2 separate regions of the Homo sapiens genome follow, and region 1 is linked to region 2. A link is a loop called in an ENCODE intact Hi-C map of the cell type or tissue named here. Cell type or tissue: endothelial cell of umbilical vein. All regions are shown on one strand. Each heading gives the region's core, and the rest is flanking DNA. Links, peaks and the distances in the headings are about the cores only. Region 1 overlaps RERE (arginine-glutamic acid dipeptide repeats). Region 2 overlaps RERE (arginine-glutamic acid dipeptide repeats).

The links. Hi-C counts contacts between places; a loop is a spot of excess contacts. Peaks named below come from ENCODE experiments on the same cell type or tissue, not always from the same donor. Only the 100,000 strongest peaks of a DNase experiment are listed, where the experiment ranks them.
Region 1: a loop joins it to region 2, with 2.5 times the contacts of the local background. A loop is called at or near these places in 3 of 110 quality-filtered maps.

The regions. Positions count from the first base shown.
Region 1 is chr1:8,447,973-8,464,711 of GRCh38, forward strand. The region is part of intron 11 of RERE (arginine-glutamic acid dipeptide repeats); the gene reads right to left. Among named protein-coding and RNA genes, the nearest start is that of RERE-AS1, 32 kb to the left of the region's middle. RefSeq lists enhancers at 1,041-1,540, 2,445-2,944, 11,656-12,553. In endothelial cell of umbilical vein, for the core only: no CTCF peak of the experiment used is centred there; DNase peaks (open chromatin) are centred at 8,449 and 9,179; H3K27ac peaks cover 2,045 bases.
Region 2 is chr1:8,387,194-8,403,932 of GRCh38, forward strand. All of the region lies in intron 12 of RERE (arginine-glutamic acid dipeptide repeats), which reads right to left. Among named protein-coding and RNA genes, the nearest start is that of RERE-AS1, 29 kb to the right of the region's middle. RefSeq lists an enhancer at 8,536-8,735. In endothelial cell of umbilical vein, for the core only: no CTCF peak of the experiment used is centred there; DNase peaks (open chromatin) are centred at 7,918, 9,958, 10,578, 11,098 and 1 weaker place; H3K27ac peaks cover 4,382 bases.

The sequences.
Region 1 (16,739 bases), core at 4,472-12,471, 62 kb after region 2:
AATTCCCTTACTATCTCATGCCTATGTCATGTCGTGCTCCTCTGTGTTTCCATCTTTCTGTGTGCCCCATGGAACTTCCCCATTCTGCCCAGCACTATGTTCTGGGCATCCAAGTCCACCACTGCCATTAGAACATCATCTTCTTGAGGTGGGGAGTTCCTGTCCAGGGCCACCTGGAGGCCTCTGCACACGACAGGCATTTAATAAATGTTTCTTCGATGACGTTTCCTATTATCAGTATCTGGGCCTTTCAGAGCCAGAAGGGGACTATTTAATTATTATTACTCTCATTTCTTAGTGAGAGGACCAATGACTCTCCCAAGGTACAGCAACTGGTCCAAGGCACAGACTCAACCAGAAAGCAGGTTTACCAACACTTTTGTCTTCTCAGCATAAATATTCTAAAGAAAATAATTACTATTGGGTGCATTTTCCACAGATAGATGAAGAGTTATCTGAAAAAAGTAGAAGTGAGGGAAGGGAATAAAAAGGGGGAAAAAAAAAGGCCAGGCGCAGTGGCTCACGCCTGTAATCCCAGTACTTTGGGAGGCCGAGGCGGGTGGATCACGAAGTCAGGAGTTGGAGACCAGCCTGGCCAACATGGTGAAACTCCATCTCTACTAAAAACATAAAAATTAGCTGGGCATGGTGGCTAATAGGAAACGTCATTGAAGAAACATTTATTAAATGCCTGCCGTGTGCAGAGGCCTCCAGATGGCCCTGGCGCACATCTGTAATCCCAGCTACTTGGGAGGCTGAGGCAGTAGAATCTCTTGAACCCGGGAGGCGCAGGTTGCACTGAGCCGAGATCACGCCACTGCACTCCAGCCTCGGTGACAGAGCAAGACTCCATCTCAAACAATCAATCAAACAAACAAACAAATAAACAAACAAAAAAAAAAAAGGAAGAAGAACCAGAATTTCTTGTTTTTGAAAAATCAAACTGAAGAATGACTGGACACGATGTCAGCACCACTCACACAGGAAACCTCACGCATGAAACCTCACACAACAGCACTGCAGCTCTTTCGCTTGGTTAACTTGGGGACAGCCCTGAGACATGAGATCGGCCTTTACAGCCTTCTTCCCAGGCTGGTGGAAGATCAGGCTGCTCTGAATCCAGGCCGGCTGGAATTGGCGGGGCCTCTCAACACAGTCAAGAATGGCTAACGGCAGGCAGAAACATTTTGTGGCCTAATAAAGGATCAAAGAAATGTTCCTTACAAAGAGGAAATGAATTATCCACACATCAAGCTCCTTCATGTCTTCTGTTTGTTTGTTTTAGGCCCTCCAGCCTGTTTGGATAAAACATGTTACACTGAGAAAGCATCAAAGAAAACGAAACAACAGTGACATTTAAAGGGAACTCCGCCGGCTAGACAGAGCCCCATTTTGGGTTCAGCTCCAACTTCTCCCTGTTCTGTCTCTCCTGGCCATGGGGAGTATTCACCCACAGCTGACATAAGATTATCAGCAAAGGTTTTAACAAGAACCAGACCTTTCTCTTCTAATCTTTCCCCCAATCCAAAATGTCATGAAAAAACTTCAAAGAATCTTGTTAGAATTTAAAAATATTCTACTATTGTGTAACTCATGCTGAAAAATGCACATCTAGGTATGAAAAACGCACAGATTGCTCTGTCAAAGACCACTACGTGACTGCACTTCCATAGCAGAGATCCCATCTTTCCTTTCAGCTAAATTTAATCTGTTCTAAACTCTGAAAGTTATTGAGTCCTAAAGACATTTATTTAGCAGGTCCTAACAATGAGCAGTTTATAGGCAATTGTGAAACATGACCACAAAGATTATTGGATGGGGGTCAGTAATTTGAATTGCTAGAAAAATATAGATCACTCTTGACTGACATGAATGATCAGTGGTATCATTTACCCAGAATTACTCAAGAGAGAATAGTAACATGGAATGAGAAGCTGCTTCTACCCTGAAGGAGTCACTTTTATAGCTATACAACTTCTACCCTACTCAGTCTGTGTGTGGCAAAACTAGTTTATCCTCCTCATGGCATCTACCTGAATTCATCTTATTTAAGTTAATTTGCTTATTTGTCTGTGGTCCCTATTAGAATGCAAATCCCATGAGAACAGTACCTCCACGGTTATTTCTATTCCCAGAGTTGAGAAGGTGCCTCGTACACAGTCAGTACTCATTGTTGAGTGACTGAGGAGACAAACAGCAGGAATATATTCTACAGCCAACACTTGAATCTGCGATCTTAGTCTACATAGTCTTCCATTCACAAAACTCTATCTTCTCGTACCTTTCCTCCACCTTCAACCTCTCCATGTTAATGCACTTCGGCTCCATTTACCAGTTAACGATTTAGTGATCCCACTGAGAAGCCAGGAGCTCCAACAGCCACCGAGAAGCACAGCACCCAGCAGAGCTGCGTGTGGAGGCAACGCTCACCTCCCTCTCCATGGGACCTAAATGACCAGCATAGCACACGCTTCCTTCCTTCCCAGCCCTTCCTGTATTCCCAGCCCAGTCCAGACTAGACGTCCTTCTGACCAGAAGCTCACCTTAGCAAATCCCAACTGATGCCTCGCACGACGTCCCCTAGAGACCTACTGTCCTCTCACACGCAGTTCTCCAAAAGGCCTCATACCCCAACCCCCGAGCCCTGCTGCAGCTTTCTCACTTTCAGATCCACACAGAATCCCTTTTAACCCCTCCAGTTATAGGGCCAGAAGTTGTTTTGTCAACAGTAGCAATCCTGTCTCACCGTCTCATCAACCATGCCCATCCGGGTTCCCCCATCACAGTGTCAACCACTTGCCAAACCCATCTCCTTCTTATCCTGTGACCAGCACCAAAGTCTCTTCCTAGCTAGCTAAGTCTCTTCCTCCATCCTACCTTTCGACAGCACTCTCAGGAACGTGGAAAAGGTTGCCCACGGCCCTTCTAATAGTCTGTGTCTACCATTCTTGGTGCTCTTTATTCCAGCCTAGCCATCTACCGGTAGCCATACCTAAGATGTGAAACTACAGATTTTCCCTATTTACTGCACAGCTACCATGACCCCCACAACATCCCTCTTCTTGACTGTGTCCCTCAACTCCTCTACCACTTCTGTACTGGTTCCCCATGTTCTCTATGCAGCCTGGGGCTTAACTATCCATTATGTCAACAATGCAGTCAATACTCACTACCTCAGCTGGGCGCGGTGGCTCACACCTGTAATCCCAGCACTTTGGGAGGCTGAGGCGGGTGGATCACTTGAGGTCAGGAGTTGGAGACTAGCCTGGCCAACATGGCGAAACCCCGTCTCTACTAAAAATACAAAAATTAGCTGGGGTGTGGTGGCACATGCCTATAATCCCAGCTACTCAGGAAGCTGAGGCAGGAGAACAGCTTGAACCCGGAAGGCAGAGGTTGCAGTGAGCTGAGATTGTGCCACTGCACTGCGGCCTGGGTGACAGAGCAAAATTCCATCTCAAAAAAGAACAAAAAAAATACTCCTTGCCTCAACATCCCGACCTCCCACCAATTTTCTAGCCCAATCTTCCACCCACTTTGGCTGCATATTAGTGTCCTAACATCCTGGGACACTGGAAACTTGTACCCCAGATGAATTAAATTGGACCCAAGTTTCTGCTCTGTGTGTCTGAAGTTCCTCATGTGACTCCAGCGTGCTAATAGTGTGAAGTGCTGCTGTACACCGACAGCTCTCAACGTCTCTCACTAGGGGCATAGTCCTGATCCAGTCCAGTAGTTCTCAGGGCCTGGATGCCCATGTCCCACCCTAGGGATTCTGCTCTGACTTGCTGGGGTACAGGCCAGCATTGGGGCATTTTCAAGTTCTCCCGATGACTCTAACGCACAGCCAAGTTTACAAGACGTCCTCAGCCCACCTCCACTCTTCCAATGCTACTGCCAGACTGGTCTTCAAGGGCAGCTCCAGTCCTATCCTTCCCCACACATTCAAAAATATATAATTTTTCCTCGTTTCCTGTTGAATTAAACATAAACTTCTCAGTCAAAAGTGGAAGGCTCTGAATTAGCTACCTCACATCCTCCCCCACCCATAAGCTTCATCCAAACTGGGCAACAACTTGCTACTAACCAACCACTCAAATTCTTTTAGCCCTTGTTCTCCAATTAACTAACCTCTGTCAACTCTGCCCGGTGAAATCCTATCCATCCTTCAAGGTCCTCTCAAATAAGCCTCCTCTACAGCACCCTTCCTGATCTCCCTGTCCAAGAGCAGGGAGCAAGCTGCTCACCTCAGCAGGCCCTGTGAGCCCCAGAACACCATCTGAAGCAAAAGAGGCACTCAAAACAAATTTTCAATTGTGTGGCTGCTGTCCCCTCTCTAGATTCTGTGGTGATAAATCCAACTCAAGCACTCATTTACACCCACTACCCAAATCAGTCAAGGATACCACAGTGGGATGGCATGTCACCTGCCATACTGCCAAGCAGTTACCAAGGTTGGTGGTAACTCCTGCAGAGATCTTAGCAGTGAAAGAACAAATGCTGTTTGTTTAAAGTCACTGATACGCTCCCTTCCTTTTGTACACAGAAATCAATAATGTTTTTTCTAAGTCTTGTTTCCAAAAAACTAAGCCAAATAAAAAAAAAGTCACTTGAATAATAGAAGAACAAACTAACAATGATAGGAACAGAAGATTCAACTAGAGGAAGAATTATGAGAGCAAACAGTGGATACAACGGTCTCAAACATCCAGCAGAGCCCTGCACACAAGAGTAGGAATGGAAACGCAGTAGAATTAAATTCAGTATAAGATGAAAAATAAAGACCTTCCTTTTTCCATGTATATTTTTAAGGTAAATTTAATTATCCAGAAACAGACAAAAATGTTTGCTCTTCACCTTCAAGAATCCACCACCCCTTTTGTGAAGATACTCAGGCTCAGTAGAGTGCACCCGTACACATGCCCATCTTCGTAACGGAATGCCTGAGTGCCTAAGATGTTCAAACCAGTGGAGAGTAGCATGGCGTGATGCTCATGGACTCCTCTAAATGTGTGAGCAACCGGATTACACATCTCAGAGTGTGGCCTAAAAGCAAGATAAATCTACGTGGATCATTTGAATGTTTTACAGATATTTAAAAAGAGAGGGAGAGAGAGGAAGGGAATGTGAGCTGATTATGAAGTCAGAGAATTTAATGAGGGAGACAAGCTACCAAGGTCAGATTGCTCTGGGGTCATAAACTTGGAAAGTGACTATGAAGCTGACAAAGAAGTTGGGTTGTCTCAAAGGACGATCTGAAAATAATTTTCTACTTTTGTTATTGCTAAAGGACTGGAGAATTTCATTTCCATGGACTGAACTGAGCAGTAGGATCCCAAAAATCCAGAGCCCACCCCACTCTTTAAGCTGCTCTGAGAATTGGAACAGCTCTGCCTGATGAAATCAAGACTTCAACGTGGGAGAGATCACCACAGATCAAAGCTCCAGGTCTTCTCTAGGCAAAGCTCCTTTATTTCTTAGATTAATGTTAGGTGGGTTTTTGGTCGAGGTCAACCAGTTTCCCAAACCTTTGCTTATCAAGATCTCCTTAGGCCGGGCATGGCGGCTCACACCTGTAATCCCAGCACTCTAGGAGGCCAAGGTGGGCAGATCATTTGAGGTTAGGAGTTCAAGACCAGCCTGGCTAACATGGTGAAACCCTGTCTCTACTAAAAATACAAAAATTAGCCGGGTGTGGTGACACACACCTGTAGTCCCAGCTACTGGGGAGGCTGAAGTGGGAGGATCACTTGAACCCGGGAGGCAGAGGTTGCAGTGAGCTGAGATCACACCATTGCACTGGTCCAGCCTGGGCAACAGAGCAAGACTCTGTCTCAAAAAAAAATTTTTTTTTAATTCATTTTCTAAAATTCTCTTTTAAAATTGGATAACCAAGCTTACTTAGCTCTGTCACCCTAATTAATTAGAGGCCCTATCTGAAAAAAGAAAATGAGTAATATTTAGGATGAACATGTCTGTTTGGAAAACAGTTTATTAGCAAATGTGTGACACCTCCACAGATTTTAATATTAAACAGTGGCTCCCAGAGAAGACTCCAAGCTGCTGTTGAGGGGAGCACAAGGGACAGAAGAGCACAGAGCATGGCTGCAGTGATGGGCCATCCTTCCTCCCACTCTGGTGGAGTCTATGGTACTCATTAGCCTGCATCTCTGTAGCCTAGGAGATTTGGTTTCATTACTGTCAATGGCAAAGCTTAGAAAAATAAAAGTATGATCAAAACTTACAAATCAGCTTCAAGGGAGATCCCAGAACTTTCAGTAACAAAAGGACACTGTGTGTGTGTGTACGCACACATGCATGTGTACACGTGTGTTTTCAAATTTCTTAAACAGGAATGACTCTGTTAGCTTTAGATAAATCATGTGGCCAATTTTTCACCTGGGAAGTGAAAGGATGGGGCAGGCAGCAGACCAAGATGGGCTTAATCCTGACCTCCTGTCAAACACAGCTGCCAGCACCTCAGAATTTTCCCCTTCCCTTTCCTTCTCCTTTTCCTATAATTTTTTAGATTAAAAAAAAAAACTTAAGACTTGCTGGGTGTGGTGGCTCACGCCTGTAATGCCAGCACTTTGGGAGGCCGAGGCAGGTGGATCACAAGGTCAGAAGTTCGAGACCAGCCTGGCCAACATGGTGAAACCTCATCTCTACTAAAAATACAAAAATTGGCTGGGCGTGGTGGTGTGAGGATGTAATCCCAGCTACTTGGAAGGCTGGGGCGGGAGGATCGCTTGAACCTGGGAGGTGGAGGTTGCAGTGAGCCAAGATCGCACCACTGTACTCCAGCCTGGGCGACAGGGTAAGACTCTGTTTCAAACAAACAAACAAACAAACAACAAAAAAAAACCCCCACAAAACTGAAGACTCAAGAAGGGGAGTGGGGAGATCATACTTTCTTGAGGCCACACAGGTGGCAGCCAATCTGAGTACTGATACCCACACCTCTGACTCTCAGGCCAGTTTTCTCTCCACAAACCACCAGGCCTGTTTTTCCTGCTTCTGCCCACCAACCCACCCCAAAAATGAGTTTTCCATATAGGAAAGAGAAGAGCCTGGCTTATCTTCTTCAGGAGGTAACTGTGCCTTCCCCAGAGAGCTCAGGTGCCAGGACGTCAGCAGCCCTCAGACAGCAGAGCCAGGAGGGACACGGGGCAGTGGTGACGAAGCTGTTCAGGGCAACTCTGGGCATCCTCCTATTTTCAGAATAACAATCTTCCTGGTGTTCTTAGCAGCATGATTCCTTTTTTTATTATTATTTTTTATTTTTTAGAGACAGGGTATCGCTCTGTCACCCAGGCTGGAGTGCAGTGGCGAGATCACAAGGGAGCACGATTCCTGAACTGGGGGAACAGTGCTGAGTTGTATGGGAAGGTGTGTTAGAACAGCCAGATTCACCTGTGCTGCCCACTGAGCTCTTTCCTTCTCCATCACTCATTCTCCCATAATAGAACATCTCAACCACACGTATCATCAGTACACATCAGGTGATGTTGGCAATGAACGAGTTTTTTTAATTGGAATTTAGAAAATAAAACCACAAACTGGAAGGAGTTGGTTGCTCCTTCCAAAGCAAGCTACTGAGAGGAAAAGAACAGGGACACATCCAGTTAATTAATTCTCCCTAGACGGTGGCAGCTCAAGAGCTCAGCCAAAGAGGTCACTGCACTGAAGCAATGTGAGGTTTCTCTTCTGTTCCACCCACTCAAATGATATTTTCTTATTATCAATCCTGCTCCAGGTGCTGGGCCAGGTTCTGTGAATACAAAAAGAATTAAACTACAACCCTGCCCTCAAGACTTCCTAGTTTTGTGTGGAGGCACCTAAATGAACTTGTCAAACCAACCTGGTGCAGCAGGGCCTGCAAAATGCAGTGACGTCCCGGCCTTCATCAGTCATGGGCCACTCCTCATTCTAAAGTGCCTCGTGAGCACCCTAACCTCTCAGAAGAACGAGTGTTGGGGAAAGAAGAATATCAGAACACTACTAGGGAACATTAAGCTTGGCCCAGCATTCTAGTTAGTCAGTGCACGTAGCATCCATCCTCCAGACATTAAGAATAATCACCACAGGCCTAGAGCAAGCAAATGCCGGCCGACAAGGGAAGCTGGCCTCTTCTGTCAAACAGCAGTATTAGAGGGACTCTCCCCTGAGCTGAGTCTCAAAGCCAGGGTATTTGACTCAAGAAAGGAAGATTTTTGAGATGACTCTTTTCATTAGGTGTTATAATTCAGAGCATGACATCTACAGTTTTAAGTTTTCCACAGTGTTCACTTCCTGAATTAAAATTTGTCAGGACAGGCTGATAACAAGAGTAATGACTGCTCCAAGATAGAGGTAGAGCAGGTACACTTTTCTTTCCAGGTATTTTCTTGCTCCTACTCAGGAAAAACAGCTCCTCTCACAAATGCTGAATTTATAGTAAACTTATGTAGTAAATATTGTCTAAACCAGTTACAAAACAAAAACGCTTCAATCTTGACACAATGAGCAGCTGCAGAAGTCAGAGGAATGCATGACTCAGAGTCCTACATAACTGAAGCCGTAAAAACACTGTTATGAGAGATACAATGTTAGGAGAAAACAGAACAGCCCTCAAGAATTCCTCATTAATTTGATAATGTAATTTAACTGTGAGGTACAAAATAGGAGTGAACATCTCTGGTCTAAGATCCTGGTGGCCTTCCGACTTCATCTTCTCCATCCACTCCGGGGCATCTTTGCTCTTCCTGGAACACACTCAGGCATGCTCCCACCTCAGGGCCTTTGCACTGTTTCCTTGGCCCAGAATTCTCTTCCCCTATGTATCTGCAAGGCTAGCTTCCTCACTTTTTAAGGTCTTTACTCAAAAGTGAACTCTCCATGGCTACCTTAAGAAAAAGTTCAACCCCTCTACCTGGTATTTCCTATCACTTTCCTGCTTTTAATTTTTTCAGGACTAACACACTATACATGTCACTTAGCAAGACTGTTTTAATCTATCCTCCTTCCCCACTACAATCTCAACTCCATGAAGGCAGAGAATTTTGTCTGTTTTGTTCACTGCTGTATCACCTGGCAGAGTGTCAATGCTCTACCAATATTTCCAGAATGAAAGAATGAATGAATTTCAACTAGTGAGCTAAAATCAGAACTGAATGAGAAACTTGGTAAGTAGGAAGGAATCATTCTATCTTCATGTTCACACAGTCAACAATCACAGGAAGAGCCAAACCGACACCAAACTCCTCTGCAAGGAATGCAGAGCCAGACAGACAGATCCTGAGGCCCCATGCTCAGGTGGTGAGGCCAATATCAGGCACTGTCTTTCTCCCCTTATAACCACCAAACACATGCTGCTTCCTGATAGCTCAGTACTTTGCCTCATAAATGTGGAAAACACACTAGAATTCACCTATATAAAGGTACTTCGGAAAAATGTCTTAAGGCAAGTGCAAAAACAAAATCAAATCTAAGTGTCAATTAGTTGCATGCAGGGTGTTAGGAAAAGAATAACAAAACACTACTAGAGAAGATACAAAATAGGCTGGCACTCTAGTGAAGATGGCAATTAGGGGGCTACCAAGGCCATCACTACTTCTACCTAAGGGAGACTTACTTACTTACTTTATATATTTATTTATTTATTTTTTTGAGACAGAGTCTTGCTCTGTCACCCAGACTGGAGTGCAGTGGCACAATCTTGGCTCAATGCATCCTCTGCTTCCTGGGGAGGTGATTCTCCTGCCTCAGCCTTCCATGTAGCTGAGATTACAAGCACGCACCACCACGCCCAGCTAATTTTTGTATTTTTAGTAGAGACGGTGTTTCGCTATGTTGGCCAGGCTGGTCCTGAACTCCTGACCTCACTTGATCTCCCTGCCTCCGCCTCCCAAAGTGCTGGGATTACAAGCATGAGCCTCTGCGCCTAGCCTAAGGGAGACTTTAGATTTAAGACAGAAGTATGCCAGGAGAGAGGAGGTAGCTTTAAATGAATGACTTCCTCTCATGGTAGGGTTCTCATTTTTCACTTCCTGTTTCCTTCTCCCAACATTCAATTCCAGTTACCAATGTAATATGTCTCACCTGTGAAAATGTAAGACTCCAATGTCACTATACGTAGAATGTTCTAAGCACACGCATTAAAACTGACTCCAATTCTGTTGCTAAGAAACTGCACAAGAAAAGGGTTTTCCATCCTCTTCGTTTATAAAATAACCACTGTCTATGGGAGAACAAATGCAATCTCTCAAGTCCCCTTGTGCCTTGTTCTCATTTTTTAAATGAACAGAGAAAGATGATAGAGAGTGGCTGAAAGTGTATGCTATCTCCATTTTTTTACATGCCCTTGAAAATGAGATGGAAACATGGCTTCAATAACCCACTGCTCTAGTATTTATTAATCTTTCAAGCTGAAGACTCCCCCCATTACTCCCCTTACTCCCCGCTCAAGCAAAAATGAAAAATATACCGTCAAAAGTACTCTTCGATTTAAAAAGATTATCCCAAGCAGCCAGGAGTAATTTAAGGTGTGCTTATATTCAATGTGGGGTTACTTTCCAGGTCTCTGTATAGCCCTGATGTCTAAACACAGACGTGTGCGCATGCGCGCACACACACATATACATACACACACACGGCCCTAAAGAACAGCACAAGGTATGCTGGCTTTTATTTTTTTAATCTAAAAGTAGGGCTGGGGATGATGGACTTAAAAAAAGTACCGGTTAAAGACACTAAGAAAAGAATAATCTTGTTAAACACAAAGAGCAAAATGGGCATACTAACTTCTTTGACCACAGCATAAAGAGGAAGCCTAGAAAGTAGTGAGCCGTGGATGTGAATGGAAAGGTCACAGCTGAATCTGTACATTTATCCCAGAGGCGACTTCTACTGACATGAACTACTGAAATACATTTTTGAAATATCTCTTCCCTTCTAATAAAATGCTTGTCCTATTTCATTTACTAAAGGGTTTTAAAAATACATTTCTCTTTAGAGCTTGTTAAACAGTAGAATCTTTCTGCAAACTAATTGACAGAACTGACTGCCTTACACCAACTTTTCTGTGCATATAATTGATTTTTAATTTGCTGTCTCATTTCCGAAAGGACTTGACAATAAACTCCATTCTATCCATACTATTGACTTCTTTAAGCAAGGGTTTGGTTCAAAGGCCGATGGGAATTAACCATAGGAAAAATAGTCCAATTTTATTAATAGTTGGAACTTCAGGCAAATCTCACTTGAATCTACATTTTTCTTTTTTAATATTAAGGGCTAATTCTCACTATAGGTCACATTAAGAATACATAATATGGAGTAATATGTACATACGTGTAATATATCAACATTTCTATTTCTCTTATTTTTCCTACTCTCATATATACAAATTTAGTTCTTCATAAGAAACAGTACCACTGTCATTTAAAACTGGAGGAAGGGTGGTTAGTAGAGAGGAGAATCTACTGTGATTCAATTTAAAATGTACTAAGTACCTACTATGTGATGCAGTAGATACATTGTATCTATATTTTGGGTTAATGGCAAAGGTTCCAAATGAATTGTAAAAATTTTCAAGTTATAATTTCTTTAGAAAGATAATTTCAATGTTCTGACTCAACTCACATGTATGCAAACCTGTACACATACGTAAGTTGACAATGACATAAAACCACGTACGTACATAAACAAAGACCAGAAGAGAGCAAGAAGCCAGCAAATGAGACGATGAAGCCAGACACTGTGAGACGACGTGTTAGTGGTGAGGTTTTAAATTCCCTTTAATGATTTTAGGATGTTGTTCTAACAATAAAAAAAACAATCTGCACAAAACCCTAAAAAGAATAAGAAAGTGAAAAGGTTCGTACTAGATGACCTACAAGACTCTCCTATCATCATTTTTGAATGACTACATAAAATGGTCAACAACTCTGGAAATTTTACCATTCCTAAAATAAATATAACTAACCCTTCCCCTATATTGTGGATGTAAAATTTTAAAACAAAATCACCAAGATTATTAGTATCTGAAATCCACGTAACCATAACTACAAGCTCTGAGAGCCTCTCTCCCTCTTTGTCATTGTCCTCCTTGCTGTTTTCACCTCCACAACCTCCTGCTGCTATTGGATCTTAACGGGGATTTTGCTGTGAATTCCATTTTCCTCAGCTGCCATGCAAACAGTAAATAAAATTCATTGTATTTTTGCCCCACTAAGCAGCCCCGTCTTCTGGCACATTCAGATGCCTAGCTTGAAAAGAGTGAACAATGAAAACAATGTTTTCTCAAGCAGACATTCCAAAAAGGGCATAACAAAGGCATCTGGAGATGCTGCTGGGGAAAGACACCCTGCAAATAGTTGTGTGTATTCTGTGTAAGTAATTCCTTGACCGGCCGCACGGGTTCACTGGATTACAAATATTTAGAAAATTACTTTGCCATCTCATGTCAATTTTGAAAGAAGGATTTTCATTTATATTTATGATAGACTGAGCTTTAAATTGAAGGAAGATTTAGATGTTTTAAAATTTATGAGCTTGTAAATAAATCCATGTACATGGCCAATTAAGGTTTATCACTACCACAGATTAACTATTTTTGGATAAAAATTTCAGAGCTTATTTGTATCTAGATTGTTCACCTCAATGTATTACATCAAAATTGATATAAAATATTTAATGGGTAGTGTATTTCAAGATAAAAGCTATAGTTACCCAAGATGAAATAAAAACACCCTGTAGTAACATGGTAAGCAACAGAACCTTCACTTTGTGCAACACCTGGATTGTTGCGGAAAGCGAATTCAACATGAAAATAATTTTAAAAACCAAAACGCAGCTAAGTGGATAGGAAGCAAAGAGTGAGATGCACAGCTCACTGGAGCACCCAATCTTACAATCTTGCAAGTCAAACCAAACTCCACAAGGAAAATGCAGGCCCTGAATTTTAAAAAGAATTCAATTAGCATCCCCAGTATTTCCATAATCAACAGCTGAATGCTAATTAAGAGCACAGCATCAAGCGGCAACGGAATCCCAGTGCAATAAGCACCAACACAACAGCAGCAAATGCTACCTTCAGCTCGCATGCATAAATAAACAGAATTAATAACCACCCAAGCATGGAAGGGTGACTTAATCTGTTTCGATTAGGTGCAGTTCAGCCTGGGGCCTTTATGTTATATTTGAATGTGTTCATCATGTTTAATTAAAAACCTAATAATCTAAGATTTGTTTTGTTTGGGTTTTTTTTTTTAATGTTTTAATCTCTATTTCCTCCTCTTTATCTTCCTAAGTTCTACCAATCTGGATGACTTCCTGAAAAGGAACAGTATTTTTAGCATAATATATGTGAAATTGATTAACCATCAATGTAACTCTCAGAGGCAGAAGGCAGCCATTTACTTTGGCTCCACCCTTACCCATACCTTGGTATTTAAAGCTTCACAAACTGACCTAGCATTTCTTCCAAAATGCTTCTCTGATCAAACCAAGTTTACTTAGCCTGAAAGACATGACCCAGGTGTTGCTCACAGACACTCGGCAAAAGCAAAATTAATTTGCAGTATCCGGTACAGAATTTGACAGAAACTGGCACATTTTGGCTTCAGTTCAAGATTTGAAGTGTCTCAGCCCCAAAGCAACTTCAATTAGGAACATCATACACGCACACTGTCAGAGAAATAAACTGAGAGTTTGAGATGAAAGGCCTCCTATTGTGTGATTCTGAGGTCTAAGATCTCCAGAATTCATGATTATCTGAAAGACCTAGGAAAAAGAGGTCAGGTGATAGGAGGAGGAGGAAGAGGAGAAGGAGGAGTAGGAAGAACAAGAAGAAAGAGTTTAATGTGTGAGCTTTTTCCAAAAGTACTTTTATTATTATTATTTTTTTTGGAGACAGAGTCTTGCTCTGTTGCCCAGGCTGGAGTGCAGTGCCATGATCACGGCTCACTGCAGCCTCTAACCCCTGGACTCAAGCGATTCTCCAACCTCAGCCTCCCAAGTAACTGGGACTACAGGCACATGGCACCATGTTCAGCTATTTTATTATGTTTTTAATTTTTTTGTGGAGACAAGGTCTTGCTGTGTTGACCAGGCTCCAAAAGTAAAATTTTTAAGGTTGGTTTCTGAGGCATGTAAAAGTTTTTCTCTTTAATGTGCTGATTCATAACTATTAACTATTAAAAGTTTTAAAATGCTGGATTGAAGACACTCAATTATAGTGAAGAACTTTTTAAAAGGATTACCTTGAACAAAGAGTCATCAATATTCTTCAAGCCTCTCATATGGAGAGAAACTATCTTCATCATTAAGTCCTTACCCTTAATAAGTTTACAAACTCGGAGGACAATCAACTCAGAAATAAGACCGCAAGGAATGAAGAGCTGGGGATCAGAAGTCAGCACGAGGAGGCAGAGGATGAACTGCCAAGCGAGTGACGCGCAGAGGGGAGACAGTGCGAAGAGGGAGCACTGGCCGCGGGATGGGCCAGGAACCGAGCTGAGACTGGAGAACGAGTAGGGTCTGCACTGGCATGAGAGGTTAGTTTCTTCATAGAGCAGCAGGCCTGCCAGGCCCAGGAGGTGCAGAGGCCCAGCCTGTCCGCTGCACAGCAGGGAACTCACACCTTCAGGTGCTTATTTCACCAACCCTCTCACAGAGCAGCTGCTTCAAAGTATTCATGTAAAAATGCCAAGGGAAACCCGTTCATCAAGACTGTTGTAGTCAGATCAGACACTGGGTAGTTAGAACAAATTAATATGCCAGCGGCAGCGAAGTTTAGTAATAAGTAGCCAGGCATTGTGGCTTGCCTGTAGTCCCAGCTGCTCAGAGGCTGATGTGGGAGGATCACTTGAGCCCAACAGTTTGAGTCCAGCCTGGACAACATAGCAAGACCCCCATCTCTTAAAAAATAGTAATGATAATAATAAAAATAATAATTAGAATGTTCCAAGTATATAGAAAACTGGGAGGAAAAAAGGGGGAGGTAGGCCCATGTATTTATGTTAGCTGGAACACATTTGTTTTGCTTATTCCTGTGATTCCTGAGGTGAGAAAATGTGGTAAATTTAACAGAAGGGGGCCACATGAACACAGCAGGTGTTTTTTCACAGCCAAAGCCAGGCGAGGGTAAAGAGGGGACTGCCTTGTTGCCACATAAATCTCTTCAAAGATTTGATTTGGATCCATTCACCAGAAGCTTCCTTCAACCTCTCAATTATTCAGTCAGTCTCTCTTCTTCACTGCTGAGGTTTTCAAAGTGAAGCTTCACTTCCTACACATAAGGGAACCATTTGATCCTGAGGCTCTACAAGGGCTGGATGGCTGCCAAGACATTTTTCAAACCAAGAAGCAAACATGATAAAAATGACCCCAAACGGATACGGATGTATACAGTTAAGGATCATTATTCCATACTCAAAATATTCACCACTTTGGAGTCCTGTTTTGTTTTTCAAAATAAACCAGGCTCTTTCTGATGTGCAAAACTTCCCTCTCAGCTCACAGCGACAAATCCTCAAGCAGCAGCAATGGGGAGACAATCAACAGCTGCCTGATGTTACAAGCAGGCGCTGCAGGAAAAGGAAAGCAGCTTTCTCTTCAGCAGGAAGAGAGGACTTTGGCTGTGTATTTTTAAAATTCCAGAGGGAATGAAAGGTCACAAGAGAAATGAAAGAAGGGAGAGAGGAGAGCCATGGCTAGCGAGGGGCTGGGAGGCATGAGTGAGGAGTGGGGAGGGTGGGAGACACCAAGAAGAGGCAGGGAAGTGGGGAAGGAGAGAGGACGCCAAAGGGCATGGAGACTGAAGAGAGAGGAGATGGCCAGGAACTGAGGGAAATGCAGAAGCAGAAGCAGCCATGGATTGCAAGCTGACAAGGCCCTGAGGCCGCCTAGGCCAGGCTGAGAGGACTGAAGACAATCTCACAAAGGGTGGTTAAACGACCACAGTCTATACACTTGTTCCATCCTTTTCATCTCCTTATGTGTTTCTTCCACACAGGCTTTTCGCAGAATTTTAAAACCTTGTCAATCAGATCTCTTATCCACTCCTCACATAAACAGGCTTACAGTAAAAAAACAGTATCACTACGACTTCTCAAAACTGAATTTAACGTTGTCTAAACATTTTAAAATGTTTAAGATGTTTCTTTCTCTTTAATAATAACGTTAAGATTTTTATGGTTTTGTTTGTTTTAAAACAGCTTCATGAACTCTGTAAGTCTGATAAAGTTAAAGTCTTAAGGAACTATTCAACAAGCACTCCATTACCAAACCCTAGGGCCATTTCAGTGCATCTCAGCTCCGCCTAGCTTTTCCCATTCCTCAGCCCTTGCCCACCCTCACCCACAGCCATTCTAGGAGCAAATTCTCTTTTCTCTACCTTCAAGGTGCAGCCTGGATCTCGCTGCTTCTTATCACGACCACTGCTGCCACACCACCCAGCCACCAGTCCCAGCCTGGTGTGCAGCAACCCCCAGAGACCACCGGACTCAGCGGCCAGTGTGAGCCCCACTGTCGGAGCAAGTCACTCCTCTGTTCAGAAGCTGCTCATGTGGGGCACATCACCATGCCCTGACAGCAGGCCAACAGGTCACACCTGATCTGCTCCCTCTAGGGCACCCCTCCCACCACTCCCCTCCTTGCTGTGTTGCAGAAACATTCCTGCCTACTTCTTGAACATGCCAAGCATGCTTTCACCTTAGGGCCCAGAATTCTCTAATATCCAAAAGGCTGCCTTCCTC
Region 2 (16,739 bases), core at 3,288-11,287:
CATAGCTGGCAACACAAATCAGTGGAGAAAAGGCTGGACTTCTCCAGAGATGACACTGGGACACCTGGTGATGTATTACAGAAACAAGTAAATCTGGTCTCTTTCTTTATGCTACACAATCACCAAACCCACGGACTAAGAACTTAAATACGAAAAGCAAAATTATAAAACTTTTAGAAAACAGTAAGTATAGGAGACTGCCTAAATGACCAAGAGAGATTTCTAACAAATAAAAGCTCAAAGTATAAAGGCTGATACATTTAAGGAGAGAGGATAAAATCGTTAAAATTAACAACATATTAATCTTTAACCAATCATAAAAAGTGTGAAAAGATAAGCCACAAGCCAGAAGGTATTTGCAACACACATTATTTAAGATGAGTATCTAGAACTCTTACAAATCTAGAAAAAGACAATCAAATTGAAAAGTAAGCAAAAGATTTATATAGGCCCTTCATAAAGAGGAAACACAAATAGCCAATAAACTCATTAAAGGATGCTCAATATGACTGGAAACCAGGGAAATACAAATTAAAATCACTCAGACATTTCAAGTTTATAATGTTGGTAAGCATTTTAAGGTCTGATTCTATCAAGTGTTGGCTAGGATGTGAAGTTACTGGAATTCTTACATACAGCTGGAAAAACAACAATCTGCTTTTCTTGGTAAAATAGCAGATACGCATACCTGTAACTCAAAAATTGTCTTAACTATACCCTAAAGAATTCGTGTGCATGTGTGCCAGTTGATGTGTGCAAGAAAGTTTACAGCAGAACTGTATGCAACAGCAAAACACTGGAACCAACTGAAATGTCCATCAACAGCAGAAAAGAGAAGGAAAAGACGCTCTATTCATACAAGGCTGTGAAGTACCACAGGATGCAGAGCTGCCTCTCGGGATAAAGGGGAATGAAAACAGCAAGGTGCAGGACATTTTTCCTCCATGACTCCATTCATAGGAAGTTCAAAGACATGCAAAACTAATATACTGTGTAGCAATACACATATATGAGGCAAGCCATAAGGAAAAGGAGGGGGGTTATAGCAGAATACCCAGTCTAGTGGTTATCTTTGCGTGGAAAGGACAGGGGATTGCACCGGAGAGGAAACAGTCTGTGCAATCTTTTTTTTTTTTTGAGACGGAGTCTCACTCTGTCGCCCAGGCTGGACTGCGGACTGCAGTGGCGCAATCTCGGCTCACTGCAAGCTCCGCTTCCCGGGTTCACGCCATTCTCCTGCCTCAGCCTCCTGAGTAGCTGGGACTACAGGCGCCCGCCACCGCGCCCGGCTAATTTTTTGTATTTTTAGTAGAGACGGGGTTTCACCTTGTTAGCCAGGATGGTCTCGATCTCCTGACCTCATGATCCGCCCGCCTTGGCCTCCCAAAGTGCTGGGATTACAGGCGTGAGCCACCGCGCCCGGCCCAGTCTGTGCAATCTTAAGCTGCGTGGTGGCGACAGTTCACCGTGTGGCTGTTTTTATACCATACACAAATGCTATATTCTTTTGTAACTCTTCAATATTTAACTAAAAAAAATTTAAACCAGAAGATTGTCAAATATATTCCAATTCTGCATTTAAAGAAAGGTTTCTCTTCTCTACAGATAATTTGGAAATGATATGCAAGTGCTTCCTTGCTCATTAGACAGCTAGGTAAGGGGTTTAATGACTTCTCTTCCACCTGACCTCACTTTTCCCACTGCCACCTGCCCGCCCACTCTAAAGGTGCTGTCCGAGCTCCACAGCACACCCACTGCAGGGATACTCCCACTTGGGAGCACACTTCTGTGTCCCTGCTCTTCAAACCCAAATGACCTCCCTTCTCTTTCTTAGGATCACTGTTTTCCTGAGTATTGTATTATCTTTAGGAAAGTACAGTGCTTATGAAATGACACTTCTTAGAAAGACATGTGTCAGCTGGGAAGGGTGACATGAAATCTTCAAAATTATCAAAATCAGTCTAAAATAAGCAGAGCTGTGCTTCTAGATAAGGCCGAAAATGACTACTCCATAGGTGTCAACAGTCTCCAAATATAATCTACAGCACAAGTAGCCTCAGGGGTATGAAGAATATGTCTGTGAACTCATGTCAACCCACTCTCATGTCTGTGTAAAACCTGAAAAACTAAATACATACACGGGAGGTACTAAAACCTTCATCCCCAGCATCCACTGGCGTGTGACGTCAACGCCTTGTTCTTTATTCACGGCCATTTCAGAAACCTCTGTGCCACCCCGTCCATTTACTTCTAGATTTCTGCTGCTGTGCGGCTCAGTGGATGCCCCTACTTTAGGGAATCCCAGCAGGCGCACCCTAGCACGAAAAGCCAAGGTCACTGTGCCTCTTGTTTACAACAACACAAAAAAGGTCTTAGGCAAGACCCCCCTACCGCCACACATGCTAACAAAAAACCATGAGGAAGGGGTGGAATTCTCTTTGGTAACCCATGCTTTGCAGTCAATTTGAGGTTCATGTTGGGAGGAGAAGTCGGGGAGCCACCACGGAAGGTCGCATGGAGGGAACCTCACCACTTCCCTCTATAAATGAAGCCCCAACTGTAGTATGCGAATAAAACAATCCGTCAGCTAAGTGCACGTTGTTTTGTATACATTAATAGTTTTCCATTTGTGAGGAGAAATCAGGGCAGCAATGACGACCCTGTCTCTTAAACGCATCCACTTCTGCAAACAGTTCATCACCTCCAACCACCAATGGCCAAAGAGTATCTCCCCTAGGATCCTGTTCAATCTCTCTGTGGACCTGTCAAGACACAAAGCCAAACTAGACTGAATTTCTCTGGCAGGAGTGAAAATACATCACGGGTTAAGAACAAGAGTAGTTAGACAGTGAGGATGTTAACATAAGGAGGTGGGCATGTACCAGAAAAAGGAAAACCAATACCAGACACCTAAAATCCAAGACCTAGAAACAGTCATCCTGTGACCTGAAGCAGAGCCATGTGCCACAACCAACCACGCCACATCTGAACCCAGAGGCATCCTGTGACACATCTGACAAGAACGACGGCATACAGAAGAGCAGAGACCCCACTCCAGACAGCTACACTCATGTACAGAGAGGCCTTTGGCACATCTTCTGGCCAGTCGTCACCCCACCCCAGGTAGGGAAGCTGCTTATTTGGAGAGTGGAAAAAACAAACCTGGCATGCATGGTTCAGCGCCCTGGTAGTTTTGGGAGCTAGCTGCTCTTTTTGATCCTCTTCTCCAGGGTAGGCTCTTCCCCTGCCCACTAATCTATGTCCCATAGTCCGAACTGTATCAATAACTATAGGTAATATTTTGAACCCATCTCTCTTTCTTCAGAACTTGGGGAAGGAAGAAGGGGCACTAATTTATCAGCCTCATTCAGAGACCCAAACAAATAGTGAAGACAGAGCCCCAGAAACCTAAGTCCAAAATTCTCCCAACTAATTCCTTTCTATCTAGTAAATATTTTAAAACTATTTTTAAAAAATCATATTTATCCAGTTAAAAACTATGTACATTTTGAATCCATTCTTCCATAAAACAAACATACATCTCAAAACCAGCTATACAAGAGGGAACTCCTGATCTTCACTTCTCCCTCCTAAACTTACCTCCCCATCTTAACAAGCAGCACTTCCCCTACCCAGTGGCTCTGTGCCAGCGGGGGGTCCTCCCTGACGCTGTCCTCTCTGATTTGCCACTTCTGATTCAACACCAAATCTCACCAATCCTGCCTTCCAAAATATTATCTCAAAAAAACAAAACAAAACAAAAAAAACTTTACTTCTCTCTGCCTCAACTGCCACCACCCTCATCCAATCTCGGGGTCACCTTCCATGATCACACTGACTCCTACCTGGCGCTCAGTTTCCACTCCCCTTGACCTACTACAACCCAAATTCCACACTGTGTCTTAAAAATAACAAAATAAACAGGAAAACTGATGTTACTTCCCTGTTTGAGATTCCTTATCAACTTGTCACATTCTCAGCACAAAACTCTAGCAAGGTGTTCAACAGCATGGACTTTAAAGCCAGACTGCCTGAGAGTAAATCCCAGCTATGGTATTTCCAAGTTGTACATACTTGGGTAAGTTACACAGCCTCCTATCTATGTGGTCAATGAACCGATGTATGTAAAGCACTGAGAACAGTGCCTGGCACCTGAGAGGCCCTCAGGACATCCTATTACTGCCATGGAGCACACAAGGTCCCCATGACCTGACCTCTCCCCATCACTGTTACTTCACCCCTCTCCATTCTCCTTTTTGCTCCACACACTCCAGCTACACTTACTTTTTCAGCTTCCCCTGAGTTCCAAGCCTATCCTTCTCCAGGGCCTCTGTACAGGCTGATCCCTTGGCCTGGGGGGCTCTTCTGATTCTATCCTTCCCTCCTCATCTCTGGGGTCATAACTGAAATATCTTCAGATATTCCTTTCTTAAGTTAGGTCCCCCTGTTATGATTTCTCATAATACTCAGCAGATTTCCATTATTGCACTTATGAGAATTTATAATTATATATCTAATTATTCACCTAATCTGTCTTCTTCATAGAATTAAAATTCTAGAGGCCGGGCATGGTGGCTCACGCCTGTAATTCCAGCACTTTGGAAGGCCGAGACAGGTGGATCGCCTGAGGTCAGGAGTCCTACACCAGCCTGGCCAACCCTGTCTCTACTAAATAATATAAAAATTGGCTGGGCATGGTAGCAGGTGCCTGTGATACCAGCTACTCGGGAGGATGAGGCATGAGAATCGTTTGAACTTGGGAGGCAGAGGCTGCAGTGAGCCAAGATCGCGCTATTGCACTCCAGCCTGGACAGCAGAGTGAGACTCTGCCTCAGAAAAAATAAATAAATAAAATTCTAGAAACCAGGGAACATGTCTTTTGTTTATTGCTGCATTTCTCACAACTCACACAATGTTCAGCATTCTACAGATCTTCAGTAAATATCTGTAAGATGAATGAGTATAAAGAAATCTAATAACAACTTGACTTACCTTGTAAAGAAATAACCTAAAAAGCCATGTACATGCTCAAGAGGTTTCAGGTTAATGACTCATTCTTGAGACCAAAAAATGTCACAGAGGGCATTTGTAAGAAATAGAAATAAACAAAATACACAATTGAAAAAATAAAAAAAGGTGAATCTAACAAAATCCTTTTTTAAAAAAATCCTTTTATGCTTATATTTTTACCTAACCTGGAAAATGAATATCTCTATCTATATATCTCTCTGTCTATCCATCTATCTATCTAGATAAAAACAAACTTAGCCAAAACTTTTTCCTCTCCCCTGGGTCTCATTCTTCATTCCTAGCTTTCTAAAAATTCAGCAAAGACAAAACATTTGCCTTTTCCTATCAACCATAAACACCCACTTTGAACACAGCCAGTATCTACCCCCACCCCTCCATCTAGGAGCTTTAATTATGGCCCTGAAGTACGCATAACTCACACTAGCAGTAGAGTCCATCTATGAGGGACGTGGAGGCCCTCAAGAGATATGGTCAGCATCTGTTACGCCAGCACACCAGAGCAAACATCTGCTGCAAGGTTGTGCTGAAAACATTTCTATCAAGTGGGCCATCCTGTCTGGAAGATTACCAGCCCTGGAGGGATGTTTGCGAGCAAAGTTTCAGCTCTTCGTGAAGCAGCCCTCTGACCAAAGCAAGCGATACAGAGTGCTGCAGAGAACACGATGTGCATTCTCTGGGGGCATTTTCAAGGGTTTCCATTTCATAGAAAATGAAAGGATTCTAAACCATGTAGAGACGGTGGAAAATATAGTTGGATACTACCCAATGAAGATGTGCACCAAAATACCATGATGAAGTTTATCCTGAAAGTAGGAGAAGGAGAATGTGGTGGGCTTACTCATGAGAAGGAATAGCAAGGTGCTCAGATTGGACTTCTGCAGGGATTCGTCCCCAAGTTCCCAAAGACTCAACCTACCAAGAAGGAGGCTACTTTGCCAGAAACTGTCCTACACTTTATAGTACTTGATCTTACCTTTCCAGATGTTTCTGTGAATTTTTTAGTCTAGTGCACCATCAGTTCACCAACTGCTCTAGGAAGATCCAAATACAACAGTTCTTATTTCCGCCTCCATCAAGGGTAATAAATGCCAAGTAAGATGCAGTATCCTATTTAGCGTGGCCTGTGTGACTGGGGGCCCAAAGCCAGGAACCATAGCATCCACATCATCTGGGCCTTTCTGATTGGACCGTAGCATGACAAAGAGCAGTGGCTTAGGGGACCCTCCTTTCTCTTGCTGACTCAATCTAAACTGCTCTGGGTGAGCACTCCCCCTTTCCAAGTCCTGTTTAATTCTACTCATAAAATGGGGTTGGTTTTCTAACAGCTCAAGGTGTTTTAAGAATAATACACAGTGTTCATAAAGCATAATGGGCATCTCCCAACAAATGGACCCAAGCGCAGGCAAGGTCCATTTCTGGTTATTTCTGTTATCAATATTATTTGAAAAGCATAGGTAAGATAAAATAGCAACCCTCAACTCTGATGCATCCAGAACTGGGCAACTACATAATACAGAGACAATTTACATGAATGAAAGTTTAATGGCATCAAATCAACTATGGATTACTAGTATCCAGGTAAAAGTAAAAACTATATAGAGTTGAAAATGTTGCTAAGAAAATATATTAACATATAAAAATACCTTTTAAAACTTCCTTCATTTTTTGTTTATAATTTGAAGGGCAATTAGAAGCTTCAGATGATAGGAGCTCAAGGCCCACGATTTTGCCATGAAGGCTGGCCACCTCCAATCTCCACCTGGGGACTTAAAACACTGCAAAATCCTATACACCATAACCCAAGAAAAATCCCTGATTTCTCCACTAAGGGCTCCTGAGACCAGAAAGACAAGATGAAGGATGGTGACCTATACTTTGGGAAAACCAAATTAGCTGCCATTTCTTGACATTCTATAATCCCAACTTTCAATTTCTAATGCAGGTGGCTCTAACTGCACAGGTAGGACAGAGCTGAAATCCAATGTAAACAGACACAATTCATCTTGCACACAACACTATACAGAGCTTTCCCCATTATTAAAAAGCTTCACCAAAATCTTGATTGGAAGTATGCTAAACATACTGCCCACAATTCCAAATTAAACAATTTTGAGAAATATTTCTTGCTTTTCAGATTCTCAAAATATTTGAAGTTCGACAACTACATACAGGCAAGATCATTCTGACCATCAACTACTCAATTAATTCTCACTACTGTCCTGGGAAGCAGATAATATTATCACCATTTTATAGATGAGAAAACTAAAGCACAGAGAGATGAAATAATTTGTCCAAGGACAGCGGGAGTGGAAAAGGAATTCACACACATTTCCGTTTTCCAGTAATTTAACTTAAGAAAGGAGCTACTGCAGAGAACAAACTTATCAGTCATGGAATCCCACATCACTCAGTGCTGGAGAGGGGGAATGAGCAACAAAAAAGTGACAAATCATAAGGTCTGAGTCCCAACTCTCAGCCAGAGTCACCCAATTGCTTCAGAAGACTGTTACCCCAAGGAAATAAGAAAAAAATACGTTAACTTGCTCTGTAAACCATAAAATCCACTACTAGTATATATATATATTATATCTCCATGAAGCACTTACCACAGTTACACTTGGTTTTTGTTTGCATTTCTTAGCAGGTGATTAATACTTTAAGGGGAGAGAAACTGTATTACTCATTTTTATATCCTCAGCATCTATCTAAAATGTCTTTCCCATAGAAACTCAAACGTCTGTTGAGTGGTTGAGTGAGTAAATAAATGTAAATAAAATAAAAAAGAAAACATATTTTAAGGGCCAAACAGCCCAAAGGCATTCCATGAGGGAAGTTTGTTACTAAACTTTCAGATAAGGTGTCTAGTATTTCCTGTAATAAGATATTGTATATTCCCCTTCTCCTGCCCACAGAATAAATCAAGTACAAAGAAACTAAAAATAATAATACCAAAGAATGAGCAATTTCCGGGTCGGGTGCAGTGGCTCATGCTTGTAATCTGAGCACTTTGGGAAGCCGAGGCGGGTGGATCACAAGGTCAGGAGTTCAAGACCGGCCTCGCCAATATGGTGAAACCCCATCTCTACTAAAAATATAAAAAATTAGCCGGGCGTGGTGGCACACGCCTGTAGTCCCAGCTACTCGGGAGGCTGAGGCAGGAGAATAGCTTGAACCCGGGAGGCAGAGGTTGCAGTGAGCTGAGATCACGCCACTACACTCCAGCCTGAGCAACAGAGTGAGGCTCTGTCTCAAAAAAAAAAAAAAAAGAATGAACAATTTCCTCTTTGGTCTTGTCTGCATAAAAAAGGAACCTCTCCTGCTCAGCTATGCAGGCACCTGGAGACATTTGAAGCTGGAGGTAGGAAAAAAAAAAGGTGAAGGTGAGCTTGACCTAGAAGGGCAACTGTGAACAAGGTGCTTTGAGGAAGCAATGTCAAACCTGTGTGGACCTTTTTGTAAACAGGTTAATTTCCTAAATTCTTTTGTGGGAATATAAGACATCCGTGTTTCTAAAACGGGAGAGGAGAGGAAACAAAAACCAAAACCAAAACCACCACCATGCACTGAAGGCCTGCAGTGGGGGCACAGGAGGAAGTATGAGAGGTTCCATGCCTGAGTTGTGATGTTTGCAGAGAATTAGCCAGTGAGAGTGCCCAAGGAACACGGGAGCACAAATCTGAGAAGGAACACTCGAACGAGGACCAATTCTATTATTATTATTCTGCTCTGTAAGGCATAGGTGACACCACCCCTCTCTCTGTGCTTAAAGGACAGCCATTCCATTAACTACCCACCTTGAATGGATTCCAGAGAAAGACTTTGTTCCCCAAGAAATATTAGCAAAAGCCTTCAAGCCAGGGCTAAGAGCCTTAGTGACAAGTGAGAAGGCACAGAACAACTGAGCAGAGATCATCTCTTGAAAACCTATGCTAATTATCCTGTTTCTACCATCAGGAAAGTGGGAGGGGGGAAGGGCTGCTGTGCTATCACTTGGGGTCCATTCTGGGGTCAAATTTGAATCCCAGCTTCTAGAGCTGAATTCAATGTGGAGTTTGTTGTCCATGCCAAAATTCAAAGGCTGATCAAGTTGAAGAACGTGACATGGACATAATGTGAAGTACATGAAAACTCACATACAAAGTACCTGCCCTCCTGGAACCAGTCCCCAGTTATCACAGAGCCGAGAGGAAACCAGTCCCCTATTATCAAATCCTCTTACTCTTGACTAGAGTGATGGAATTTGGGAAGAATGCAGCAGACTTCTAAAGACTGCTCAGCTACAAGCAGGATCTTCATCTCCTTTTCAGCTGTGGATAACAACGGAAGCAGTCAGCCGTCTAATAAATCAAGTTTAATTTTAACAGCATGAAGTATTGCCCGCTTTGTAATTATACTTCCAAAGGTAAAACCCAACTCGAATTAACTTAAAAAAATTGTTATTGAGGTAAAATTCACATAACATAAAATTAATCATTTTAAAGTTTACAATTCAGAGGCAGTTAATACATCTACAATGCGTGCAGCCCTCAGATCTAATTCCAAAACGCTTTCATCATCCCCCAAAGGAGACCCCTCCCCCTCATTAAGCAGTCAAAGTGAACTTTTTCCACAATGGCATTCTTTGTGATATATCATGCTTTCTCCACAGTATCAGTTTATTCACTTTCAACAGCATCTTTGCATTTTAAAGGTAAGGGAAAACTCAAAGGACCATGAGAACTAACACTCACAAATGTGCTTTCCAGTCTACCACGTGACTGTATACACATCTGGTGAGACAGTTATCTCAGGCAAAATGTACTGTGTGTCTTCCCTGGGAGGAGAAACAGGAGCTGATTCTAATGGAATGTTTACTATGTGACAGATACTGAGTCAGAAACAGCACAGCAGCTAAGACTGGGTGCTCTGCAACCACACTGCCCAAGTTCCAGTTCCAATTCAGTGTGAACTCTGTGTTCTTTGGGCAAGTCATCATAATCTCTCTGCCTCCTTTCTCTTCACACGTATTGTGATGGCAACACCACCACTTGCCTCATGGAGATGCTATGAAGGTTAAGTAAGTTCAAGTGCTTAGAACAGTGCCTAGTGCATAATAAGAGCTCAATCACTGCTGCCTTATTCGACTTTCACTACGACTCTGAGGGAGGTTCTATTTGTGCCCCCATTTCATTACTGAGGAACTTAAATTTTACAGCATCTAAGAGACTTACCCCAAACCCCCAGAGAATAAGTGGGATAGCTGGGATTTGAACTCAATTCTGAGTTCTGTTGGCTTAGCAACCATTCTGTAAAATGTACCAAGGAACAAAACCTTTCTGATCCCAGTTACCAAACTCATGTTGAGCAAAATCACACTCACACAGGAAAAAAAAAAAAAAACACATGAAACTGTCACCAAAATGGCAATAACCCAACTGTGCTACAGTTTTATTTCCTGCTGGCTTCTCAGTTCTCTAAGCCTTGAGGATCCACGCGCCTTAGACCATTATTACCTCCTCCCCCATATGCAGTAAGTTCCTGACTCTTCTGATCTTTCCTGTTCTTACTGGGCACCATCCCCCAAGACCTTCTGCTATTTGTACTTTCTGATTTCAGGCTCTTTATTCTCTGATACACACTGTTGCCAGAATAATCTTCAAAAAGATTGACTGCAACTTTCAACTTTAATTCAATCATACAAATATTTCTTGAGCATCTAGGTGCAAGGCACCATGATGAAGATAATGTGAGTAAGACAGTCCTTGCCTTCAGGAGCTCAATCCAAAAAGGGAGGTGTAAGATAGAATTTCATAAGACAATGCAGAGCCAGAGAAAGGCCCTAAGAGAGGCATGATGTTCTACAGGGGTATTCAAAGGACAGAGTTATATCCTCCTCAGATTAGAGAAAGATTAATGAAGGAAATTAAGTTTAAAAATGTAGAGCATTTCCACATGGAGTAACAGAAGGGCAGGCATTCTGGGCAGAACACTGCAGGAAGAAATGGCAGACAGGAAGCCTGAGTGTTTGGCAAGGGCCAGAGGTGCAGAAAGAAAAGCAGTAGGGAAGGGGCTTGGAGAAGCTGATTTGGACCACAGTATAAAAGGTCTTGACTCTCAGGCAAGGGGGTTAGTACTGAGTGTGGCTGATGAAATCTCCATAGCTTTGCTCTCCTGTGTGCTTTGCTCAGGGTTGGTTCTCACCATCTCCCCATCACTCAAGGCCTAGTTCAAGTCTCAGCTTCTTCCTGACGTGTGTCTTGACCGCCCCAGTGTAAAATAAGATCCTCTTCTATTAACAACGACCATCTCTACAATTTATTTGGCAATTAATCACGTAGTGCTTCTAACATCTGTTATCAGTCTTAAATGATTTTTCCTTTTTCTTATTATTTATCATGCGTATTTATGTTTTGACTCCCCAGTGAAGTATTCACTGAACTCTAGTGTGGGGGAGGAGTCTTCCCCAACTCTGGAAGATCACCAGAAAATACGCAGCCTAAAAACAGATTTTGTCAGGTGACTCTGATGACCAGTTGGGTATGCAATCCACTACACCCATGGAATCTGGCACAGGGCCTTGCTATACATCGAAAAATTTGCTATTTTTACAGGTATCTGTGATTTTCACTTCATATCTCAACAACAAACAGGTGCATCAATGTGCGCGGCCACTAGGAGTACATGAGAGTACCTGCTTTTCAACAACCTCACTTCTACTTAGAACTGATAAACTTTTTTGTAAATATAACGGGTGTGAAGTAATATGTGTATTTTAATTTGCATTTCCCTGTTAGTGAGGCTGCAAAACTTTGCAGACTTTTCAGATTTTCTCAGCTAAAACTACCTGTTCTCATCTTTCACCCATTTTTCTATTGAACTGCTTGTGTCTATTATAGATTTCTACAAGTTCTTCATGCATTCTAGATACTAATCCAGTTATGTTATAAATATCTTCTCTCAGTCTGTCACTTTTTTCTCACTTTATGGTTTCCTATAAAACACAGACTTTTTAAGTCTTAATATAGATAAATATATTATCATTTACTTTTTGAGTTGTACTTTTTGTACTATTTCTTATAAACCCTTCCCTACTCAGGGAACATTAAAATGTTCTATTTTCTTACAGTTTTAAAGTCTTGTTTTTCCTGGCTTTAACTTATCTGAAAGTTACAATCTTATTTTATTTTGTTCCCATATGCCAGCTAAGCCCATTGGTCCCAAACCATTTACTGAATAATTGGTTAGTTCCCCACGGATATCACATAGTTCTGCCCCCATTACACTGACGTCTCTATTTTGCATCAATACCACCAGGTCTTAATTACTCTAACTTTACAAGTCTTATCTCATTTGTATAAAGCCTATCTTCCTTGTTTCTTACTCAATTTTCTTGCTATTCTTGGACCTTTATTCTACCACACAAATCAGTCTGCTGGTTCCACAAAAAAATCCTGTTAAAGTTTTGATTGAAATGATATAGCAATGAGAGAGTAAGGGGATCTTTATAATGCAGAGTACTTTTTCCATTAACATCGGCGCATCATCTCTCCATTTATCTACGTCTTTTTTTTAGGTCTTTTAATATTTTATTATGTCTTTTTTTAAAAAAAAAAATAAAGAATTTGCATATCATTTGTTGTACTTACTGCTAGGAATCTTATAAACTATAAGTTTCTGTAGCCACTGTGAACAGCATTTTTTTTTTTAAGAGACAGAGTCTCACTATGTCATTCAGGTGGGACTCCAACTCCTGGGCCTAAGTGATCTTCCTGCCTCAGTCTCCTGAGTAGCTGCAACTACAAGGTCATCCCACTGCACCCGGCTCAGTATTTTTAATATATTACATTTTCTACTTTGTTGGTGGTGGTCCATAGGAATACTACCAATTTTTTAAAAATCTTTAAACTGTAAAATTTTTCTATATTTTCATTTGCTCCACTAATTAAGTGTCTACATTTTTAATATAAATATATCACCTACAAATCAGTTTTGTCTCTTCCTTTCCATTCCTGTGTCATATGTGTGTGTGTGTGTGTGTGTGTGTGTGTGTGTACATATATATTATAGTTTGACAAAGTCATGCTCTGTTACCCAGACTGGAGTGCAGAGGTATGATCATAGCTCACTATAACTTGAACCCCTGGGCTCAAGCAATCCTCCCACCTCAGCCTCCCAAGTAGTGGGACTACAGGCGCATGCCACCATGGCCGGCTAATATTTTTATTTTTTGTAGAAATGAGGTCTTTCTATGTTACCCAGGTTGGTCTTGAAATTTTGGCCTCAAGTGATCCTCCCTCTTTGGCCTCCCAAAGCACTGAGATTATAGGAGTGAGTCACCTCACCTGGCCATATATTTATATACTTTTCTATAAACACACATATATAGGGTCTTTGTCCAATTGTGTCATATAGAAATCTGAGTGAAGAGTCTAATATTAGTGATGACAGTAGGCAACCTTATTTTGCTCTTTATTTTCAGTGAAGGACTGACAGTTTCACCATTAAATATGATGCATAGGGGCTACATGAGTAGCTCACGCCTAAAGTCCCAGAACTTTGGGAGGCTGAGGCAAGAGGATCACTTGAGTCCAGGAGTTAAAGACCACCCTGGGTAACATGGTGAAACACCATCTCAAAAAAAAAAAAAAAAAAAAAAACCCAAAAATTATCCAGGCGTGATGGCGTGCACCTGTAGTCCCAACTACTCAGAAGACTGAAGCGGGAGCATCACTGGAGCCCAGGAGGTTGAGGCTGCAGTGAGCCATGACTGCACCACTGCACTCCAGCCTGGGTGACACAGTGAGACTCTGTCTCAAAAAAAAAAAAAAAAAAACCATATATATATATATATATATATATATATATATATGTCACTTAATAGTTTTTGGGAGTTATTCTTTTTTGCATTAAGCACATGTCCTGTCATTCCTAGTCTTCTATAAGTCATCGTTACAAAGAACACTGCATTTCACCCACTGAATTTTATGCAACTATGAAAACAAATGCACTTGTTTCTCAGTGAGTTATATTACGTAGCAAACTGCATTTTCAAAGACGGCCAAGACAGTATCTCCCACCTCACATAATCTTTAATGTGACCTTGTAACTCCCCATCAAAAGATGGGGTCTTCCAGAGCCCAAGGTGGGAGAATCGCTTGAACCCGGGAGGTGGAGTTTGCAGTGAGCCGAGATCCTGCCACTGCACGCCAGCCTGCGCAACAGAGTGAGAACCTGTCACTAAATAAATAAATAAACAAATAAATATCGGGTCTATAACTGGGTGCAGTGGCTCATGCCTATAATCCCAGCACTTTGGGAGGTTGAGACAAGAGGATCACTTGAACCCAGAAATTCGAGGCCAGCCTGGGCAACAGAGAGAGCCCTCATTTCTACAAAAAATAAAAATATTAGCCAGGCATGGCATCATGCACCTGCAGTCCCAGCTACTCGGGAGGCTGAGGTGGGAGGACTGCTTAAGCCTGGGAGGTCGAGGCTGCAGTGAGCCGTGATGTACCACTGCACTCCAGCCTAAACGACATCTAAACCCTATCCAAAAAGAAAAAAAAAAAGCCTACTTTCCCTTCCCTTGAATGTGAATTGGACTTAGTGACTGCTTTGTAAACAATACAACACAGTGTAAGTGATGCTGTGTAAATTTATTTTATTTTATTTTATTTTTTTGAGACAGAGTCTTGCTCTGTCGCCAGGCTGGAGTGCAGTGGCATGATCTCGGCTCACTGCAACCTCCACCTCAACCTTCAGGTTCAAGTGATTCTTCTGCCTCAGCCTCCCGAGTAGCTGGGGCTACAGGCGTGCGCCACCACACAGCAAATTTTTGTACTTTTAGTAGAGACGAGGTTTCACCATGTTGGCCAGGATGGTCTCAATCTCTTGACCTCGTGATCCACCTGCCTCGACCTCCCAAAGTGCTGGGATTACAGGAGTGAGCCGCTGCGCCCGGCCAACGCTGTGTAACTTCTAAGGCTAGGTCAGAAATGGCCACAGAACGCAGCCAACCATCATGCTGTGGGAAGCCCAAGCCAAATGCAGTGGCCAAGTATAGGTACGCCAGGTTTCCATCCCAGTCGAGCTCAGCCTCAGAGTCACCATCACAGCCAGGTGGCAGAAATGTGAGTAAAGAAGATCACAGCTGTTTATGTCACACACAGCCATTTGTGTCTTCCCAGCTGAGGCCCCAGAAATCACGGCACAAAGATAAGACACCCTTACTGCCCCATTCAAAATTCCTGAACCATGGAATCCATAAACAGAACAAAAAGGTTGGATGGGTTGATATGGTATGTCATGCAACGGTGGACAGCTGGAACACAAGACTAGAGTCTCTCATGGTAACTATCTTTGCATTCCCGGGATAACTCCTACTTGCTCACCATGTAGTACTTTTTATACATTGCTGGGTTCAGTTCGGTAATATTCCACTTAAGACGTTTATGTTTTGCTTGGTGAAGGGAGAGATTGGCCTACAAAAAATGTTTCCTTCTTAGATCGTATTTATATGGTTTTGAGATCAAGGTTAAACTTAGCCTTTTAAAAAAAGTTGTGAAGCTTGCCTTCTTTTCCTAGCCTCTGAGAAATAGCTTAAAGATTTGTTAATTAAATATCAGGTATATTCACCTGTAAAACTGCCTGGGGGGCGCTGGTGCTGGGAAAGGGGTATTCAAACCAATGATCCAGTTTCTTTCGCTTTTTTTTGAGATGGAGTCTCGCTCTGTTTCCCAGGCTGGAGTGCAGTGGCGCGATCTCAGCTCACTGCAACCTCTGCCTCCCGGGTTCAAGTGATTCTTCTGCCTCAGCCTCCCTGGTAGCTGGGACTACAGGCGCGCACCACCACACCCAGCTAATTTTTGTATTTTTAGTAGAGACGGGGTTTCACCATGTTGGCCTGGCTGGTTGCAAATTCCTGACCCCGTGATCTGCCCATCTCGGCCTCCCAAAGTGCTGGGATTACAGGCATGAGCCACCGCGCCCGGCCAATGATCCAGTCTCTTTAATAATTATTAGCATATTTGGAATCTCTATTCTTGAGTCAATTTTAAGAATTTTGTTGTCTCTTTTGAAATTTCCTATCATAAAACTTTTCACAGTAGCCCTTACATGTGTGGGTTTGTGTATTTAAAATTCTCTCCTGCACTGGCTCTTTGTTTCTAATACTGTTTACTTGTCCTTCTTTTTTACAAGATCAGCCTTGCTGTATTATATTCATATTTTCTTTTTTTTTTTTTTTCCTGCTTCTCGGGTTCAAGTGATTCTCCTGTCTCAGCCTCCTGAATAGCTGGGATTATAGGCGCCCACCACCACACCCAGCTAATTTTTGTATTTTTAGTAGAGGCAGGGTTTCACCATGCTGGCCAGGCTAGTCTCAAACTCCTGACCTCAAGTGATCCTCTGGCCTTGGCCTCCCAAAGTGCTGGGATTACGAGCGTGAGCCACAGCCCCCAGCCTATATTGCTATTTTCACATAATCAGCTTTTGATTTAATGTGGATCATCTCATTTTTTCCTCCCATTTCATTAATATCTGCTATTACCTTTATGTTTCCTTGTTAAAAATTGCTTTCTTTTGTGGTTATTCTTTTTCTATTTTTCTTAATAAAATCTTAGCTTTTTTTTTTTTTTTTTTTTTTTGAGATGGGAGTCTCACTCTGTCACCAGGCTGGAGTGCAGTGGTGCCATCTCGGCTCACTGCAACCTCCATCTCGCGGGTTTAAG